2 separate regions of the Homo sapiens genome follow, and region 1 is linked to region 2. The links are chromatin loops, found by intact Hi-C in ENCODE. Cell type or tissue: adrenal gland. All regions are shown on one strand.

Region 1 (2,500 bases), 110 kb before region 2:
GTGGCATGATTAAATCAAGCTATTGAACATATCCATTAACTTGCTTACTTATCTTTTTTTGTGGTGAAACATCTGAAACTTACTGTTATTTTAAAATATATAAGACATTATTAATGACTATAGTCACTGTGCTGTGCAATACATCTCAAAACCCATTCCTTATGTCTAACTAAACCTTTGTACCCTTTGATCAACAACTCCCCATTCCCTCCCTCCCCTGAGCCCCCAGCCCAGCCACTGGTAACCATTGTTTTATTCTCTCTTCCTATGAGTTCAACTTTATTAGATTCCACATATAAGTAAGATCATATGGTATCTGTCTTTCCGTGCCTGGCTTATTTCACTTAGCATCACGTTCTCTGGATTAATCTACATTGTTGCAAGTAACAGGATTCCCACTCCCCCTTTAATGCTGAAAAGTATGCCATTATGTACATATATGCAATATTTTCTTTATCCATTCAACAGCTGGTGGACACTTAGATTGTTTTCATATCTTGACTATTTGTGAATAAGGCTGCGATGAACATAGGAGTGCAGATATTCCTTCCACATACTTATTTCCGTTCCTCTGGATATATTCCTGTAAGTGGGGTTACCGAGTCACATAGTGGTTATAGTTTTAGTTTTTTGAGGAACCTCCACACCGCTTTCCATAATGGCTATAATAATTTACATTCCCACCAATAATGTATAAAAGTTCTTTTTCTCCAGATTCTCTCCAACACGTTATCTTTCACCTTTTTGATAAAAGCAATTTTAACAGGTGTGAGGTAATACCTCATTGCAGTTTTAATTTGCATTTTCCTAATGATCAGTGAAACTGAGCATTTTTCAGGTACCAATTGGCCACATTTGCAACTCTTCTTTTGAGAAATGTCCATTCAGGTCCTTTGCCCACTTTAAAATCAGGTTGTTTTCTTGCTATTGAGTTGTTTGAATTCCTTATATCTTCTGGATATTAGCCCCTTATCAGATGTACAGTTTGTAAATATTTTCTGTAGGTTGTTCCTTTACTTTGTTGTTTCCTGTCCAGAAGCTTTCCAGTTTGATGCCATCCCACTGGTCTAATTTTGCCTTTGTTGCCTGTGCTTTCAGGATCATATCCAAAAATCATTGCCTAGACCAATGTCATGGGCTTTTCCCCTATGTTTTTTTTTCTAGTATTTTACAGTTTCAGGTTTTATATTTAAGTTCTTAATCTGTTTTTAGCTGATTTTTTTGACATGGCATAAGATAAGCGTCAATTTTCATTCTTCTGCGTGTGGATATCTGGTATTCTCAACACCATTTATTGAAGAGATTGTCCTTTCCCTATTTTGTGTTCCTCACCTTTGTCATAAATAAGGTGACTATAAAGGTGTGGGTTTATTTCTTCGTTTTCTATCCTCTCCTATTGATTGATGTGTCTGCTTTTATGCTAGTATCGTGCAGTTTGATTATAATTGCTTCATAATGTTTTTAAATCAGGGGGCATGATGCTTCCAGACTTTTTCATTTTGCTCAAGACTGTTTTGGCTATTTGGTATCTTTTATGATTCCATATGAATTTAAGCTGTAGATTGCTTTGGGTAGTATGAACACCTGTTCAACATTTATTCTTCCAATCTATAAACACGGGATATCTTTCCATTTATTTGTGTTTTCTTCAATTTATTTCATCAGTGTTTTATAGCTTTCAGAAAACAAGTATTTTATCTTCTTGGTTAAATTTATACTTATGTATTTAATTTTTTTGCTATTGTAAATGGGATTATTTTCTTAATTTCTTTTTCAGATAGTTTGCTGTTAGTCTATAGAAATGATGCTGATTTTTGGGTGCTGATTTTGTGTCCTGTAATTTTACTGAATTCATTTATCAGTCCTAACAATTTTTCATGGAGTCTTTAGGGTTTTCTATATATAAGATCATGTCATCAGCAAATAGAGACAATTTTCCTTCTTCTTTTCCTATTAGGATGCATTTTACTTTTTTCTCTTACCTAATTGCTCTGGCTAGCATATTAGAAGGATGACATGGTCAAAGAACTGTTTCTCTTACTGTTCGATTGTGGTTTTTCTTGGTTATTGTGCAGTCCAAGGAAGTATCTCAGCCTCACTCCAGAGTTCTGGGATATTCAGGATAGTATTTTTTGCCTGCGGATCATTGCTAGTTACATTTTGGGGGGTGGGGTGTGTGAAACCAAGGAACTCCTATTCTGCCATATTGCTGATAACACTCTCCACGTCCTGAATTCTAAATTCCACTCTCCTTGCTTCCAATGTTGTTATGTGACCTCTCCACTGGTTTCTTCTGTTTTCAATCTCTCCCCATTGTAAAACCACCTTCTAATGACCTTCTTATCCCTTTAGTCCATTTCTTTTTACTGCGTCCGTCCCTGACAATACCTGCTGTTTACTCAGCCCTTAACGTTGTGTTTCCTGCTCTCACCATTGAAAACAACAGATTTCTCAAAGGTGAAAATCAGGTAGGAGGCAGACAGGACTGGACTCTGGACCA
Region 2 (2,500 bases):
ATGCATGCATATAGAACCTCATTGTGCAACCCTTGCTGACATCAAGGCACCAAATGTCTACAAATGTAATCATTTTATTTTTTTTATTATACTTTAAGTTCTAGGGTACATGTGCACAACGTACAGGTTTGTTACATATGTATACATGTGCCATGTTGGTGTGTTGCACCCATTAACTCATCATTTACATTAGGTATATCTCCTAATGCTATCCCTCCCCCACCGCCCAACCCCACAACAGGCCCTGGTGTGTGGTGTTCCCCACCCTATGTCCAAGTGTTCTCATTGTTCAATTCCCACCTATGAGTGAGAACATGTGGTGTTTGGTTTTCTGTCCTTGAGATAGTTTTCTCAGAATGATGGTTTCCAGCTTCATCCATGTCCCTACAAAGGACAAGAACTCATCCTTTTTTATGGCTGCATAGTATTCCATGGTGTGTATGTGCCACATTTTCTTAATCCAGTCTATCATTGATGGATATTTGGGTTGGTTCCAAGTCTTTGCTATTGTGAATAGTGCTGCAATATTTGTCAGGACCTACATGGCTAATATGGACCAAATTACCCTTCAGCTCCTGCTTTAAGGTCCATGAATACCCCGAAGGAAAAATCCACTGTGGTGTGCTCAGCCCTCTCTTGCTGAGGCGCCCCACTGCACTCTTCTGCTGCTTATGCAGAGTACTTTCTATCTAATAAAACTTTTCTTTCAAACCTATACTGTTGTCAGTAAATTATTCTTACTCCCCACAAGTCTACTACTTTCTGATGCCAGGGCTCTGACACCTCACCTGGCCCTTACATTGTGGTGGGAGAAGACAATAAACATGTTAATGGTGGGTAACATGCAGCAGGGGTGTGCTGGGGACCAGCAGGAGGAGGCTGCCACTAGTTCAGGGAAGAGTAGCTTGGGAGTGCCTTCCTGATAAGATCACATTAGTAAAGAGAACTGAAGAGGCAGCCAGCTCTGTGGATTTCTGGGAGGAAGAACATTCCATGCATCTTCCTGATAAATGAAGCGGAAAACATCTTTCCTCATCCACTATTCTTTGGGTCATTTGGAGTTACATTTCTGATGTGGGTTTCATCAGTGCATGGCTACAGAATGGTCCAGATGAATATTTGCTGTAGATAGTGGGGAACAGAAAAGAGAAAAAGGGGGAAACAAGCATTTGTATGCCTCCTGACAATCCCTCCAAAAAACCTCCAATCTTTGCATTTTCAATAGTGTGTAAGTGGAATCTGCCCATAAAAAGCCATTTATAACAGAGATTCCAGACAGAAATGGTTAAGAAACAAAACATTTCCTGATAATCCTTCTTACCTAATATATGTACTCATATCTGTCTGCCTAGAAAACACATGAACAAACCAAACATTTAATACAGAATTATTTCTAAAATATTTTTAAAATCTCTATTATGAAATATATGTTCACAAATTGAATATGAAAATGCCTAACATGCCAATGCATAAGCTTAAATTCTCTGACAAACGACACTTACTTTTAGTGAAAATCTTTTTCTAAATACCACTATATATTATGGAATGGGCGAAGTAAAAAAGTGAAGACTACTTATAGAAAGCAATTTATAACCACAAATGTGAAATGGTAAAATAAATTTAATTTTCCTCTTTTATTATAGAAAACTGAGACCTAGATCTAACCATGGTCATTAATATTTTGGCTTCAATATACAAAGCACATTTATCCTACCATACATTAAACAGCCTAGCAATGAATACCTCAAAGTTTAAAACAAGAGTAAAGGTCATATTATACCTGTAGACAAGGTTTCTATTTAATAGAACGATTGTAAATTGCAACTTAGTAGAAGAATTACACAGCACAACGCTGCCTTGTTTCTCTGGGTTTTATATTACCACCAAAACCCTCAAGAACTAAGATAATCTGCATAGGATTTGAATTTCAATTTAAATTTAGCATCTGACAAATTACATTATCAAATACACAACACTAACATCACTTCAATCTCTCAGCAACAAGTAAAATGCTCCTTACAGTATATAAAAGATGAAATATTTCTTCTAGGGATAAACTGAAGACTTTCAGGGCTATCAAAATATTAAATTCTTTATATGCTATGCTTAATGTCCAGAAATGCAACAATAATGGTTAAGCAACAATAACGGTTAACTTTTCAAAAGTTGAGACTGGTTTTCTAAACAAATTAACTTCATATCAGAGGCACAATCACTGTTTTCTGAAAACTGGAAGAATGAGCTATAAATAAGAAGCTCCAGGTTCTTTCTGGACCTTTCCAGATTTCATGGTTATAAAATTACTTCCTTTTTGAGAAGCCAGGAGATTTTTAAGACACAGCCACTAGGAGAGATGATGATTGAATTCTTATTAAAGATTAGAAGACAGAAGGTAAGTTTCCTTCCCAATCCTCTAGATATGTACTTCTATGACCTAAAATGTATAAACAAGTCATACAGTTTCTTGCCCGGGTCATCTTAAGCTACACTGCCAAGAATG

What was found. Hi-C counts contacts between places; a loop is a spot of excess contacts. Peaks named below come from ENCODE experiments on the same cell type or tissue, not always from the same donor. Only the 100,000 strongest peaks of a DNase experiment are listed, where the experiment ranks them.
Region 1: it touches region 2 in a loop (2.6-fold over the local background); 9 of 110 quality-filtered maps call a loop at or near these places.

The regions. Positions count from the first base shown.
Region 1 is chr4:141,013,773-141,016,272 of GRCh38, forward strand. The region is part of intron 1 of RNF150 (ring finger protein 150); the gene reads right to left. Among named protein-coding and RNA genes, the nearest start is that of RNF150, 120 kb to the right of the region's middle. In adrenal gland, no CTCF peak of the experiment used is centred here; no DNase peak of the experiment used is centred here.
Region 2 is chr4:141,123,480-141,125,979 of GRCh38, forward strand. The region is part of intron 1 of RNF150 (ring finger protein 150); the gene reads right to left. Among named protein-coding and RNA genes, the nearest start is that of RNF150, 8.7 kb to the right of the region's middle. In adrenal gland, no CTCF peak of the experiment used is centred here; no DNase peak of the experiment used is centred here.